Linked DNA regions of Homo sapiens: region 1 is linked to region 2. Evidence: chromatin loops called from intact Hi-C (ENCODE). Cell type or tissue: testis. All regions are shown on one strand. Links, peaks and the distances in the headings refer to the core of each region. The heading gives the core; the rest is flanking DNA. Region 1 overlaps NEGR1 (neuronal growth regulator 1). Region 2 overlaps ZRANB2-DT (ZRANB2 divergent transcript).

What was found. Peaks named below come from ENCODE experiments on the same cell type or tissue, not always from the same donor. Only the 100,000 strongest peaks of a DNase experiment are listed, where the experiment ranks them.
Region 1: it touches region 2 in a loop (5-fold over the local background); 53 of 110 quality-filtered maps call a loop at or near these places.

The regions. Positions count from the first base shown.
Region 1 is chr1:71,518,486-71,526,833 of GRCh38, forward strand. The region is part of intron 6 of NEGR1 (neuronal growth regulator 1); the gene reads right to left. Among named protein-coding and RNA genes, the nearest start is that of NEGR1-IT1, 310 kb to the right of the region's middle. In testis, for the core only: a CTCF peak has its summit at 3,382 (motif pointing left); a DNase peak (open chromatin) is centred at 3,386.
Region 2 is chr1:71,188,404-71,196,751 of GRCh38, forward strand. All of the region lies in intron 2 of ZRANB2-DT (ZRANB2 divergent transcript), which reads left to right. Among named protein-coding and RNA genes, the nearest start is that of ZRANB2-DT, 110 kb to the left of the region's middle. In testis, for the core only: no CTCF peak of the experiment used is centred there; a DNase peak (open chromatin) is centred at 4,998; H3K27ac peaks cover 5,509 bases.

The DNA of each region.
Region 1 (8,348 bases), core at 297-8,296, 330 kb after region 2:
CCTATTTAATAAATGGTGCTGGGAAAACTGGCTAGCCATATGTAGAAAGCTGAAACTGGATCCCTTCCTTACACCTTATACAAAAATCAATTCAAGATGGATTAAAGATTTAAATGTTAGACCTAAAACCATAAAAACCCTAGAAGAAAACCTAGGCATTACCATTCAGGACATAGGCGTGGGCAAGGACTTCATGTCCAAAACACCAAAAGCAATGGCAACAAAAGCCAAAATTGACAAATGGGATCTAATTAAACTAAAGAGCTTCTGCACAGCAAAAGAAACTACCATCAGAGTGAACAGGCAACCTACAACATGGGAGAAAATTTTCGCAACCTACTCATCTGACAAAGGGCTAATATCCAGAATCTACAATGAACTCAAACAAATTTACAAGAAAAAAACAAACAACCCCATCAAAAAGTGGGCGAAGGACATGAACAGACACTTCTCAAAAGAAGACATTTATGCAGCCAAAAAACACATGAAGAAATGCTCATCATCACTGGCCGTCAGAGAAATGCAAATCAAAACCACTATGAGATATCATCTCACACCAGTTAGAATGGCAATCATTAAAAAGTCAGGAAACAACAGGTGCTGGAGAGGATGTGGAGAAATAGGAACACTTTTACACTGTTGGTGGGACTGTAAACTAGTTCAACCATTGTGGAAGTCAGTGTGGCGATTCCTCAGGGATCTAGAACTAGAAATACCATTTGACCCAGCCATCCCATTACTGGGTATATACCCAAAGGACTATAAATCATGCTGCTATAAAGACACATGCACACGTATGTTTATTGCGGCACTATTCACAATAGCAAAGACTTGGAACCAACCCAAATGTCCAACAATGATAGACTGGATTAAGAAAATGTGGCACATATACACCATGGAATACTATGCAGCCATAAAAAATGATGAGTTCATGTCCTTTGTAGGGACATGGATGAAATTGGAAACCATCATTCTCAGTAAACTATCGCAAGAACAAAAAACCAAACACCGCATATTCTCACTCATAGGTGGGAATTGAACAATGAGATCACATGGACACAGGAAGGGGAATATCACACTCTGGGGACTGTGGTGGGGTTGGGGGAGGGGGGAGGGATAGCATTGGGAGATATACCTAATGCTAGATGACACGTTAGTGGGTGCAGCGCACCAGCATGGCACATGTATACATATGTAACTAACCTGCACAATGTGCACATGTACCCTAACACTTAGAGTATAATAAAAAAAAAAAAAAATTAAAAAAAAACAAAAAAAGATCACACAGCAAGTGAATCACAAAGTCAAATGCACACTGAAGTCTTAGGCAGCCCATTTTGATATGGTACTTCCAAACTGAGATGTGTAGGAATACATTTTAAGAGAAAATATGAAAAAATTATAGACCTGAGACTAGGTGTGTGTACCTGGGGTTTTTAAAACTTTCTCATTATTCACAGCTAAGGAAAGGTCTTTTAAAAAATATCTAGTAAAATGATTATTTGAGGATTATCTAATACACAAAAAAGACAAAATTTCAACTTTTTTCACAGAATTTGTGGGTCCCTAAAAATATGGGTGAGAAGGTGGGATGAGAAACTGGCTTAATTTTTAAGTTTGTAGGAGTTGGAGTCAGACGAACTCTGACCATACTTATTAGCTCTCTCAGCTTCAGATTCTTCTGTAAATTGGGATGAAAATGACCAGTGGTGGGGTTGTCATGATGGTTAACTGAGATAATGGATTTAAAATTATTTAACACAGTGTCTGCCACAGACTAATTGCCTAGTAAATAGTAATGCCTTTTATTTGGATTCCACTGCAATGCTGACATGCTGTGGAGACAGGCTGACCTACCTCCAATGTCATAACGTTGCTCCGTAAGCGTGGAATCAGATGTAGTCTCAAGAATCCATTGCTCTTTTCGAAGCAAACTCAGTTGCATTTTGTGTGCCAGAGAAATCTCCCTTGGACAGGCTTAAGTGAGGGAGTCAATACATGGTTTTGTCTCAATGATTCCCACTGGCAGGTTATGGACTAATATATACATTCTTTAATTACAATAATTAATGAATTAGTTACAAATTAACTCAGGTCAAAAGCCTAGAACCCTTTTTTGGTTATTCAGAATTGTGTTTAAGTCTTTGCTCTTTACACTTAAAGGGAAGATTGATGTCCCAAATAAGTAGTACCTCATTTCAGCTCCTGTGCACTACCCTACTGTGAAGCCTGTCTTGTGTAAAAGCATGTAAAATCAACTAACTATAGCTCCTATTTAGTGTCATAGGCATGGCTGGGGCAGGGAAAGACAATACAGGAGAGCAGATGGAGAAAATGGGAAGGTGATTTCACATATGACTTAAGAAATTACAAGTTACCCTGCTTTTACTTGCCACCAAATGCCTTCTGTCACTCCACCCCAATCCAGCAGGAACTGAAGGTTCATTAATCTGTGATTAGATTAACCCACTGAAAATTTCTGTGTTTGCATGAGATCCATGATTTTTGCAAGTTGCTGGAGAAAGGGACAAGTTAGCTGTGACTTGTCACTCTAGGGAATCTTAATTAGCAGCCCGTTAATTTGGGAATTTGTAGAGTTCTTTTCTCTTAGTTGAGCTTATTTCCCAGAGACTCTTACTTGGGGTCAGAGATTTATGTTTTTCTCATTCTAAAGTCCTAGATTCAATGTAGATATTTCAAGTACAAAAGCACTACATACCCAGCTGAATGGAAAACGGTCAATTTAACTAAGCTTATAAGGATACCAGAGCAATTTCACAGCTGATTTAGACCCATAGACCTTTCATACCCCGTTTATAGGAAACTCATAGAATTTAAGAGATGAAAGCAAAGTTTAAGATTATCTGGCCCAATCCCTCCACTATAGAGAGACTATGTTACCAGTGGAATGAGATTTGTTGAGTACAGGGGCCACATCTTTTTCATCAATGTTTCTGAATGAGTTGAGACATGCCTGAAGCCCTAAACATAATTGACTAGACTTCAAACCTTTTGAATAAGTAAGAGTTTCCTAATCACACTCTACTATATTTCTTGAGTACATCATCCTATCTCACTCAGTCCCAAACAAATGAAAATTTAAATACAAACAGATTGTGTGGCACAGTATGTTTCAACAACCAGGAAACAGGACTACATTTTTCATTTTTCAATTGTCAGTAGGTATGAACAGTTTCAATATGTTACCATTAAGTGTATAGGAGCAACTCTTGTTCAAGGGATTAGTACAAATAATAGTCTGATGAAATATTTTTATAAGAGGGGAGAAGATACTACAAAATTCAAACACAAATCAGTCTATGGAAACAACACTTGAGAGTCTTCAGCAGAGAATATAGCCCAGAGGTGCCACCTAGTGACTGCATTCTGCTGGCTGTGAAAAGCATAGTTAACATGGGGGATGAGATTTGTACATATTAATATTTCAAGTCATCTTTAAATACATAACATAAATGTCTATTCATAATTTTTTCTGCTCTGTCAAATTCAGAAAATAAAATGAGTAATGAACTGAAAGCCTTTGAAAGCCACAAAGGCAAAAATAAAAACATAAGGTATTTATCAAAGTGCTTTGCTCTTATGGGTGCACACACATGTCCTTGGTTCTAAATAAATATGATAAATAGAATTTCTAGTGTATGATGGGATTAAAAAGGATATAATACATTCCTGACTCCACCATTGTATTTTAGGGTTATATTCTAAGATTTATTTTTATTCGAAGCCCAGTATGTAGCACATAATATATACTAGGCAAGGGATGTTGAATTAGTGAATGCATTAATGCAAAAATGTTATATAAATCCTTGAATTTAAGAAATTTCAAGAGAGAAGACACTGGCTTGGAAAGTGGACAGTTCCAATTTGTCCTCACTGTCTACTCAACCAGGTATGATGACTACCTTTGTGTCTGAGTATAATCTCATTTTAAAATCAGAGTAATCCTGATATCAAGGAAGTTTGGTGGTTTAAGTGGAGGAGAGTGGTAGCGAAAGAGGTAAGGCCAGAAAAGGGACAAAAAAAGTGCTATGAATGAAATACAAAGATTGGTGAAATGTCATCATTTCTGCTTGGTAGCAGAAATTATTTCTAATTAAGTAAATTTTAAGTAAATAAGTAATCAGAAATTACTTACTCATGGTGTGGGCCTAGTCAGCTTGCCCTCATGAATTGTAAAATGGGTAGATAAAATGCTGCTATTTTCCTCCCCTCTACCCCCCCCTTACACACACACACACACACACACACACGCACAATACTTTTTAAAAACCAAGCCTAACAGTAAAGGTACAGACTCACACGCTCCTATGTGTGCTTGCCTAATAACTGTAATGCCCTGTTGAGCCAGATACAATAAAAAACAATAAGTAAATGTGATGAGTATTTCATGAATTGGAAAGATTTTGATTGCCTGGCTGCATGATCAGAGGCATAAAGTCCTCTTGGCCTTATGCCCACGAGCCAGCCAATGGTCTTTTGAAAACCACAAAAATCTTTAAGACTCAAAGTGTGATATGAAAGATGTCATGTTTTGTTGTTTGTTTAAATGAACAAAAGATGGTTGGTTCACCTCAGGAAGAAAACTGGTTAGCATTTTATTAAATAAAAGTGCCCAAACAGGGCCTCCCTGATAATCTTCTTGGAGCCAATGAGCAGGTAAGTTTGGGTTGTTGGGTTGTTGTGAGGATGGGAGGAGCCAATGAGCAGGTAAGTTTGGGTTGTTGGGTTGTTGTGAGGATGTTGGGTTGTTGTGAGGATGTAATTTCATTTACATATGCAGGAAGATCCTAACATAATGCAGAAAGATCCTTAACACATGAAATATTTACTGAATTTCTGGGTTGTTGGGTAAGTTGTTCAGACTCTCTGAACTTCAAATTCCTTACCTGTTCATATATTGTAAGATTATTTTTGAGAAGTAGATGTTTGTTGAAAATACTTTTTAAACTATAACTCACTTTGAAATATGAGTATGAATATTACCACCTTCAAACAAAGCACAAAACAGCCTTGTCTATTTGCACTTGCAAAATATCTACCTAGTTTATTTAAGGTAAACAATGGGATAAAGATGCAAAGTCGGCTACTGATGCTGGCTAGATGACCAGGCAGAGTCCAAGCATCTGGATTTCTGGATTTAGCGATTTATATGGCAACAGGAAGGCTCTCCTGCCTACTAATATTCCCACAATGAGCCTGTTTCTAATTTCCATCATTAGAAATAAATTAGGGTTAAATAGGAAGCTTCTTTTAAAATACAAATAACTCTAGGAAGGTGCATATTTGCAAGCATGCATCAGTTTAACACTGATCTGCTAATAACAACTGGATGAAATTTGCTAATTTTGGACTACAGGCATTATTTGTGATCCTCAGTATAGCGAGAAGCTCTGGGCTAGGAGGACTGACAGAAAAGCAAAAATTAGAGGGCTCATATTCTAAGTAATTTTACCTTATTCTTCTAAATGCAAAATCTTCATTTAAACAATTTTTTTTCATTTTCTGTTTGCTTTTGCTATTTCAAAATTAAGGCCAACTTAAAATATATGCATGCCTACTTAGAATAACCACAAGCAAGCATTTGCTTGTTGGCTTTTACAGAATCCTATGTCCAGGAAAGAAACTATTTCCTACATGCATTATTGAAAGACTAATCATTTATTAGACCGAAAGTCATTAACTCTAATTGTTTCAAGATTTACTTGCATTTATGATTCTTTCCTGTTATAGATGCCTTCTCTAACTATCAGTGGGCCAGTTGGGATTTATATTTTACATTAAGATCTTGGAGTCTTCTTTTTAAATAGGAGTGTGTGTGTGTGTGTGTGTGTGTGTGTGTGTGTGTGTGTGATATCAACCAATTTGATAAAATATTGTAAAATTATTGGTAATATGGCTTGATAAATATAATCTTTTCAATGAAAATCATTACCTTTTTAATAGTAAAATAGTTGCTTATAAACATTTACTATAAAAGTCAATATTCAAATAGCTTGTACTCTAACAAAATTCATTACCTGAATATTGGAAAAATTCAAGGAGGCTTGGTAGGTTCTGAAGGAAAATATTAGATGTAGAAAAAAGGAAGTATTTGTTCACCTGGTATGGTTTACGGAGTGATGACCATCCAAAGATGTCTACATTCTAATTCCCGAAACCTGGGAATTTATTACATTATGTAGCTAAGGGGAATTAAGGTAGCAGATTGGATTATGATTAGCTGACTTTAAAATAGGTAGATTATCCTGGATTATCCAAGTAAATCCAGTGTAAACACATGTATTCTTAAATGCAAAAGAGGGAGACTGAAGAGTCAGTGTCACCGTGATGTGACATGAGAAAAATTTGAGTGGCCATTTCTGGCTTTGAAGATGGAAGAGGCACATGAGCAAAAGAACATGGACAGCTTCTAGAAGTTGGAAAATGCGGAAAATAGATTTTCTCCTACAGCTCCAGAAAAGCACACAGCCCTGCTGACATCTTGATTTTAGTCAGGGAGACCCATTTTGGACTTCTGACCTCCAAAACTATAAGATAATACATTTATGTTGTTTTAAGCCACCATATTTGTGATAATTTATTACAGCAACAAAAGGAAATTAATACACCTAGGAAATCATTCATTCACCCATCCATTCTTTCATTCAACAAATCTTATGTGTTTCCTAAGTGCAAGGCACAATCACATTCATCTAATCAGTGTTCAGCCTGTAGGGCTGTCTTTTGTTAACTTCTATTTTCTTTCTTTCCACTGGTAAACCAGAAATAATTAGGTGAGGAAAAAATTTTTCCCTTCCTCTTAGGAATTTTGGGGGGAAATTCTATTTTCCACCAGCCTTTGTTTCCCTTCCTTTTTGCAGATATATTTTTGAAATGCTCTCCCATTATAAATCTGGCCTCTATGCTGGACTTGCAATAATCAATGCTTATTTGACTTAAAATCTAAATTATAAAGATAGGTATTTCAATTCTTCTAATTTCCCATCCAGCTGAAATCCTCCTCACATTAACTCACTCATTCATTTATGCATTTATGCAGTGAGTTCAGTTCTTACCATGCTTCACTCACTCTTTCAGACACTGTACAGAGAATGATTTTTTAACAAGGAACAAAAAACTTGTTTCCTGTTCTAAAGAATCTTGCAATCTAGAGTTGTAGCAGACACATACCTCCAAATATAATGTAAGGTATTAAGTGTTTTGGTAATTGTGATGTCACTCTATAATTAGACAGTACAAGATACTTGCTATATACTTAATAAGGACTTACATTTATAAGTCTGTTTTATGTATATAAAACAGAGTAATAGTAATCATCAGTCATTTTAATACTTATGCTATATAACAATCATTTGATTTAACATATTAAATACTTGTGATTAGTACACGTGGTGCCTGACTTTGAAGCATTGATCTATATCTTTAGTGGCATGTTACTTTGAGCCGAGAGTAAATCATAAGCCAAATAGCCTAAAATAATATTTTGAGACAGAGCTGAAGATATGTTAAGGAAGAAAGAATTGAATAGTGAGAAACAGAGATTAGAAAGCACCTACTTTTTTATCTTTTTAAATAATGAGCATCATATTCTAAATTGCATCGTAGGTTTTCTGCTATACTTTTATCTGGAAATTAATCAACTAATTATGGATAATTATAATTAATATCTGAATTCATTATATTCAGGCATATTAATTGGAATTTGAAATATATTCTGAGCTGTCTTAAATTTTTTACACTCTAACAATCAGAGAATAATGGAAGCTTGATTATTTTAAATTAGGAAAAAACCCTACAAACCTTAAAATAAGCTTTGTAATAATAGACTTTGCTTGATGCCTCCTCACTCTCATTCTTACCTTTCTTATTACTTTTACAGTATTATGTCTGCACAGTATACACAGTAATAGTATTCTCCTGTGTAAAGTAAAATAAAACACTGAATCTTTTGTTCCAAACAACAGGATAAAGTCCAAGACATTTGGCATGACATTTATGGTATTTTCCCCATCTCGGTTGGTACCCCACCACCCACAGAGAGAGGTGGGAGTCATCCTTGTTTCACTCTCTCCCTGTCCTCAGAATCAAATCAACAAGTAAGCCCTGATATGTTTGCCGTTGCAATAATTCTTGAATTAGTTCCATTCTCTCCTTCCTACTATCACTATCACATATGAGGTTTTCATCATTTCTTTCCTGGCATTATATAATAACCTTTTCTGATGCCCGTCTTATTCACGTTAATTAGACCTTGATCCTGACTCTCAGAGTTACATAGGAAGCCTAATAATCAGCCTATGCCTACGGGTAAGTAGATCAAGCTTACA
Region 2 (8,348 bases), core at 268-8,267:
TCTGACATTCATATTCAAGCAATCTATCTCCCTTCCTTGCTGATATTCCTTTTATGCCTTTTCCCTTTTGCTTATTGTCTACTTCTCTTTACTAGAATGTAATCTACCCAGTGGCCAGGATAACAGTCTGTTTTGCTGATGCATATACTCATTGCCTAACACAGTAAATGGCACATATGAGGCACTCAACAAATATTTGTTGAATAAATAAATATATGTCAATACCAGGCATATAGTAGACGCTCATGCAAAGAGCCTTCTCTCCTTTGACTGAGAGGTAGGCTTTAATTAGCCAGAAATTTAGCACTTTAAAATTTTTGGTCGAGAATATCAGAGATTTAAAAAAATAACTAGGAAGCTGATTAGGTTGGTGAGACTTTCATGAGAATTAGAGTATTAGTTCAGCAAACATTATGAGACAGACTCTTTGGCTGAGACATTGGGTCTCTATTTTCATAGGACTTGTGCTAACTCACAAATTTATGCTAAAATTCCCATTTCTTTCTCTTCCTTCTAGTGGACATCTATAGCTTTTCTGCCTGTTTCTCCATTTCTAGGAATTTTCCCACTGACTGTTCACATGGTTGTAGCAAGAGTTACTATGTTAGAAAAGTGTGAATGTATCTCCTTTAAATTTTATTGAATAATGGGTGAGCATTTACACTATAACCAATGAGTTCCTCCCTAAGCAATTTGGACATCAAACTAGAGTTGAGCCAGTACCTTTAAAGATGCATATGGTGGATTCGATTGTGTTCCTCAAAAAAATATGTTTTAAGTCCTAACCTCTGGTTCCAGGGAATGTGATATTATTTGGAAATAGGGCCTTTGCAAATATAATCAAGTTGTGGTGAGGTCCAAGGAAAAGAGGAAACTGCAAGAGAAAAGAATGATACTGGTATGCGAAGAAGAGTGGGGAGCAAACCTTGATGACATTTGAGATTTGAGTTTTTGTCTAGTTTTCCTTGAGTCACAACTGAGTTCCTTGTCCTAACTTTACATAAAATTCTCAAGTTGTCTTACACTAAATTTCCAAATTAATTTGAGCTGGTTTCTGCCACTTGCAACCCAAAGAATCCTAATCCGTACATGTCTCCTTCAGAGGGATTTATTTTGTGTATCTTCTTTTCCTTCAATATTTCCCATATTTAAAAACGCAACTAACCCTTCCCTACTGTTTTAATTAACCGCATTTAAACCAAGCATTCCTGTTTATCTCTTAGGACTCAAAGAGACCATTTGCGTGAAACTTTAATGCCTTTGGATTTGAAAATGACTCCCTCATAAAGACAGTTAGATTCTCTACCATCTGTAAAAATGAAAAAAACTATTATCACTAGAAAATCTTTCTAGCTCTATGACTTCTTAAGAGACCATTACACTGGAGTGATTTCTGAACTCTATTTCTGTGAACTTGCTATGTGTAAAGTACTGTTCTCCGCACAGAAGGAATGCAGAGATAAATGAAACAATGTTGCTTTCCTCAGAGAGTTTAGAGATTAGCGAGAGATGAGACCCAGAAACAATACATTAAAAACTAGGATGACATGAACCAAGTGTTGCAATAGAAGTACCATCAGTGGGTTCAAAGGAGAGCACAACTATTTCCAGCTGGGGTTGTTATTGCAGACTTGATGGATGAGTAGTATTTTGATAGATGGAGCTAGATGGTCTCTCCTCCCCTAAGAAAAGCTACATTAGATGTCCCTGTTAAATACTCTCATATGTTTCCGTATATCCCCCTATTCATGGTGTGTTTTAACTACTGTACTGCAAGCTCCCTAAGAACAGTAATCACATTTGTTATGGCCAGCGTTGTAGCTTCAGAGCTTACCATGATGTGTAGTACATAGCAGTTTTCAATAAATGCTTTTTGCATGAATGCATAAACTTAGCTATAGGTCCATGCCACATAGAGAATGGAGCAGCAGGGTGACTCTCTGTTTGAGTGATTTTAAGGACGCCAGTAGGAAGAGCTCATATAGTTTTATTCTAGTGCCTTTACATTAATGTGACTAGCTATGCCTCTGATGTTTCCTCCTTTCTGTTTCAACTAGCAAATTCTCTCTATTGCTCTGTTCAGGTTCCTGAGAGGGGAAAAAGTTCGACTGATTTTTCCATCTTTTCCAGTTAGGCCATACATGTCATTGGCCAGATAATATAGTGACTACCTTTGGGTCATGTGTCTACCTCTAGACCAATCATCCATAGCTATAAGGTGGTTCTGTAGTTTAAAACTTGAATGTCTAGACAGTGTGATCTAGTTGTGGAATTGATTTGTTTAGATGGGGATTTGGACTGGGAAGACAATAACTTATCTATGTAGAATATTCTTTTTCATAATAGCCTAATACATACGTGAGCAATGTATAACAAAAATGTATAATAAAAAGAAGTCTTATCCACATTAATGATAGCTACATTAGAGTTTAGTGGAGAATACAAGTAAGTCATCAGATGAGCTGGTTAAAATAGAAATACTGGAAACTGAGACAAGGTAGATCTTTTCATAAGTTAAAGTGAAGATGAACGGTGGGGGCGAGAGCACAACCAAAAGCCACTATTAATAAACAGGAATTCTTTAATGGTATCCAATTTTACTGGGTATGTATACACAACGCTGTTGGAGATACTTCTTGGCAGCTGAGATGTGATGAAAGAGGGAGGAAGTTGAAATTACTGCCTGGCATGAATGTTTGAGATGTACTTGAGATTCATTTAAGTATATTTTTCTGCCTCCTAGTTCTTAACCTGAGTAATTTTTATAAATCGCTTTACAGGACCACCGTCAATAAGAAAAGCCCATTTCCTTAACCCTGCTCTGAGGCAGGATACACACATTTGGTAGAGCTGTATTTGGCTGATTTTTCCTCATTCTGTCTGACTGCACTGGAAGATGGTTCCTTGCTATTTCTTACTGTGTGTGGACTCAGGTTGAGAGACGTGACCAGCAATCTTCATTGTATCTATTTTCATTGACCAGGAATATAAAGGCAAAACTGACAAATAAGTGAAGCCTGAGTATAGCAGTAGGTAACAGTAGCAGTAACCATTCAGCAGGCTGAAGTTGAGAATTTCTTCAAGATAATTTGAATTTCTTCAAGATAACTTGTACTCTGTTTGCTATGGTCTACCACTATAGGCAGCCCACAAGAACAATATTACTAATAATTTCAGCTATCAAAAGGACTCTATTTGAATCACAGCTCTCCCCCTTGCCCTCAGCATGTATAATCCTGTAGCTGAGACTATTGGTTTCTACCTCATAATCATATTTCCCCCTACTTCCTTGCTGGAAGAGCCCTTGGACAGCACCATGCCTGGTTCCAGTGTCTGGAACCATGACAGCTCTCTTGTAACCATAAGAGGAACTGGCTTGAGGACAAAGTGTACGCATTGAGAGTTGCATACTAAAAAGATATAAAGGACTCTGGTTGGTCCTTAAAGAAGTCACTAGGCTGCTGAATTAACAGAGGAATATTTGGAGTCTTAGTCTATAATTTATTATTATTTTGAGTTGTTTTCTTCTAGTTGCTGTTGAAAGCTTCCTGAATGACCCTATGAATACTTTTTCCTCTCTTCTGCCACTCTGTTTCCTTATTTACATCTCCCTCTCTCCTGCACCAGACTTAAGCTGAGCAATACTTACTATTGTCAAGAGACAATAATGAATATTCATGGTCCCCAAATTAAAATGATTCAGTTTAGGATTTTTTGACCTTATGATGGTGAAAAAGCCATACATATTTAATAGAAACTGTGGAAGTCTTCTCTTGGCTCAGTATTGACTGTGTTGCCCCCATGTATGGCCATGTCTTGAGGAGGAAACAAAAAAAGATTGACAGTCATGAAAAGACTTCTCACTTCTCCTCTGGCTCATCCACTGGGGAGCTTTTTACAGAACTGTAAGCCCTACCTTCCCCACCTAATGTCATTCACTTGTCTGTTCTTCACTTGTATATCAGACCACTCAATTTTCCGTCTAATTATAACTGGATAGTCAAATATTAAAAGCCCCAATCTTACTGAGGGGTAGAATCTAAAATTAATCATTGTGTTGGTCCACTGGCCATTTGAGAGGGTACAGGGGTTTGAACTCTAGGGCCTCTAACAATTTCAGTTCAGAGTATTAGAAAAGTCTGAATATGGGTATGGTTAATTTAAACTTTTGACAAAGATGGAATCTTATTCAGGGATATCTTCCTAGAATAATTAACTAGGTATACTTTTCTGCCATTTCCTTCTGAATGGGGGTACAGGCTGGGTTGAATTTTCAAGGAATTTAGTCTTAATCCTTGTGTCCTGTCTGTTTTTAAGTTATATCATTTTTTTTTTCCTGGACTGTGTAGATAAAAGTTTCATTTAATGACTAAAATCAAAGTAACCATCTCAATTCCCTCTAAGAGAAAAAGTTTTCCTTAGGCATGGGCATATCATATGAAAAAATCCTTCCTTTTGTGTTCTTCCTCCTCAGGACAATGGCTTCTTCTAGTATAGACTTTCAGTCTTTCTTTGGAAGAGGACTAGGAAAGGATGTATGATGTAGAGGAATTCTCTGTGACAGGAATGGGAAGAAAACACAGGTCTTTCAGTTCCAGAGGAAGAGAGCAGTAGATGGAATATAATAGGGACAAGGTCATATGTTAGTGATTTCTCTCCATGTGCCACACCTGCCCCATCAAGGTCATCCTTGAAAAGTGGGAGCAGAGTACATAAACACAACAGATAGAATTTTTACAGAAAGCTGAAATAAAAAGAGCTTGTGCTCTACTTTTCCATTTGGGTTTCTGGGAGGATACTAAATGAAATCACTCACATTAGCACTGGTGTGTGTATGGGTGCTGAGAACAGGAATGGTGGTGTAGAGAGCAGGCTGGACACCAGGCATCTCCCTTGGCTTCATATGGTATTAAAAAAGATGCAAAATGTCCTTGAATAATCAGAAGAGATGACGCAGAGGGAGCTAAGAGTAGAGAGCCAGAAGGCTGCTTTGGACAGTGGCCATATGGAGAATGTAGCTGAGATTTTAGATACTCTGTAATATGAGTGGGAGCCAGGATGGGCCAAGTCATTAGAGTAGGCATGGAGGTTTTCAAGCATTCTGAGAAAAATAGCCCAAGTTTTACCAGTCATGAATTTTAGCAACAGATTCCAAGGGCTTTAAATAATCATAAGGGGCCAGGAACATTTTTATGGATGCTGCCAAGGTTCTAGAAGAAAGAACAAAAGACAATTTTCTAATTTTGGGTTTCTTCTTTCCTCTATCATTAGGGCACTGAAGATATTATTTATATTCAGAGGCTATGTTGGTTTGGAGAAGGAAAGGTGAGAGAAACCTTAACCAGTACCAGAAGAGATTATGTTAATCTGACCATTTAAAGTAAACATGTCTGAGCTAGGGGCATGTCTCGTTTTATTATACTTGGCCTTGTTGTGCTTCACAGATACTATGTTGTTTACAAATTGAAGTTTGCTGCAATGCTGTTTGATAGTATTTTACCAGCAGTAGAACTTCTTTCATAATTAAAGTCTATTTTCTCAAACTTTGCTGCTGCATTATCAACTATGTTTATATAATACTTTAAATTCTTTGTTGTTATTTCAACAATGTTCACAGCATCTTCACCAGAAGTAGTTTCCATTTAAAGAAACTACTTTCTTTACTCATCCAAAAGAAGCAACTCTACATCCATTTAAGCTTTATCATGAGATTGTAGCAATTCAGTCATACCTTCAGGCTCCACTTCTTTTTTTTTTTTTTAAGACGGAGTCTCACTCTGTCGCCCAGGCTGGAGTGCAGTGGCACAGTCTCGGCTCACTGCAACCTCCACCTCCTGAGCTCAAGTGATTATCCTGCCTCAGCTTCCCAAGTAGCTGGGATTACAGGCACGCACCACCACGCCTGGCTAATTTTTGTATTTTTAGTAGAGACAGGGTTTCACCATGTTGGCCAGGCTGGTCTGAAACTCCTGACTTCAGGTGATCCGCTCACCTTGGTCTCCCAAAGTGCTGGAATTACAGACATAAGTCACCGTGCCCGGTAGGCTCCAATTCTAATTCTGTGTCTTTGATTATTTCTACCCCATCCGCAATTACTTCCTGTAGTGAAGTCTTGAACCCCTTAAAGTTATCTATGAGGGTTGGAATCAACTCCTTCCAAATTCCTTTCCAAAAGGTTACAATTTACTTTGCCCAGATCCATCTGAAAAATTTCTATCTAGGGCAACTATGGCCTTCCTTATAGTGTATTTTTTAAATAATAAGATTTGAAATTCAAAATTACTCATTGATCCATGGGCTGCCAAATGGATACTGTGTTAGCAGACATAAAAACAACATTCATCTCCTTTTATATCTCCATCAGAGCTCTTGGGTAACTAGGTGCATTGTCAATGAACAATAATGTTTTGAAAGGAATCTTTTTTTTCCCCAAGCAGTCATCTCAACAGTGGGCTTAAAATATTCAATAAACTATGCTGTAAGCAGATGTTCTGTCATCCAGGTCTTGTGGTTCCATTTCTAGGACACAGGCAGAATAGACTTAGCATAATTCTTAGGGGCCCTGGAATTTTTGGAATGATAAGTGAGCACTGGCTTTAACTTAAAGTCACTAGCTACATTAACCCCTAACAAGAGAGTTCAGTTTCTTTGGAGCGTTGGAGCCAGGCATTGACTTCTCCTCTGTAGCTATGAAAGTCCTAGATGGCATCTTCTTCCAATAGAAAGCTGTTTTTTCTACCGTAAAAATCCCTTGTTTGGTGTAGCTGCCTTCATCCATTATCTTAGCTAGATCTCCTGGATAACTTGCTGCAACTTCTACATCAGCACTTGCTGCTTCACCTTGCACTTTTATGTTATGGAGATGGCTTCTTTTCTTTAACCTTGTGAAACAACTTCTCCTGTTTTAAAATTTTCTTTTGCAGCTTCTTCAGCTCTCTCAGGCTTTATAGAATTGAAGAGAGTTGGAGTTTTGTTCTGGATTAGGGTTTCATTTAAGGGAATGTTGTGGTTGGATTGATCTTCTATCCAAACCACTAAAATTTTCTCTATATCAGCAATAAGACTGTTTTGCTTTCTTATCATTTGTGTGTTCACTGGAGTAGCACTTTTAATCTCCTTCAAGAACTTTTCCTTTGCATTAATGGCTGGGCTAACCAGCACAAAAGGCCTAGCTTTCAGCCTGTCTTGGCTTTCAAAATGCCTTCTTCACTAAGCTTAATCATTTCTAGCTTTTGATCATCTAAAATGAGTGAGTACAGCTCTTCCTTTCACTGGAACACTTAGAGATCATTGTAGAGTTATTAATTGGCCAAATTTCAATATTGTAGTGTCTCAGGGAATAAAGAGGCCCATTGCGAGGGAGAACGATGGGCGAATGGCCAGTTGGTGGAGCAGTCAGAACATACACAACACTTATCAATAAAGTCCGCAATCTTAAATGGGTGAGAATCATGATGCCCCAATTGAATTACAATAGTAACATCAAAGATCACTGACCACAAATCCCCATAACAGATAGAATAGTAATGCAAACATTTGAAATATTGTGAGAATTACCAAAATAGGACACAGAGAGATGAAGTGAGAACGTGCTGTTGGAGAAACGAATGGCACCAATAGACTTGCTCAACACAGGGTTGGCACAAATTTTCCATTTTTAAAAGCTCAATATCTGTGAAGTGGAATTGGTGAAGCACAAGAAGCAGAGTGTGCCTATATAAAGTTTCAGTTATGCAAGATGACTAAATTTTACAAGTCTGTACAACATTGTGTTTATAGTTAATAATACTGTAATGTGTACTTAAAAATGTTTGAGGGTATATCCTAAGTGTACTTGCCATAAAATTTTGTAGTTAGTTAGCTAATTCAATAACTTCCCTAATTCACTCAGACATATATGTAAGAGGCTGAGCCAGAATTTGAACCCAAGTCTGTCTGACTTTCCTATTATAGCAACTTATATAGTAATTGAATATACCTTGACAAAATAAATGTGTAATTCCTAATAGGGCCAAAGAAGCCAAGAAAAATCTGCCAAAGAAACCATAGTGGTGTAAAAAAGATCAGTTAGAATAGGACTTGCATAATTTCCCAAGACCAGATGAGGAGGGGGGTGGGAGCTACATTTTCTATTTATGCAGAAAAGGACCATTTACTGCAGAGGTGGATTAGCAGCTCAAGGATGTTACCAGTGGCTAAGGTGCATTATTCCTGAGCTCCTCCCCATCCAGAGCATAATAGCTTATTTCCCCTTCCTCTTAGATTCTGAGTCCAGTACTGTCTAACCTCCCAACATTAGCCATTTTGAAATACAGTGGCATCTTTGGTTTAGATATAAAATATGAATT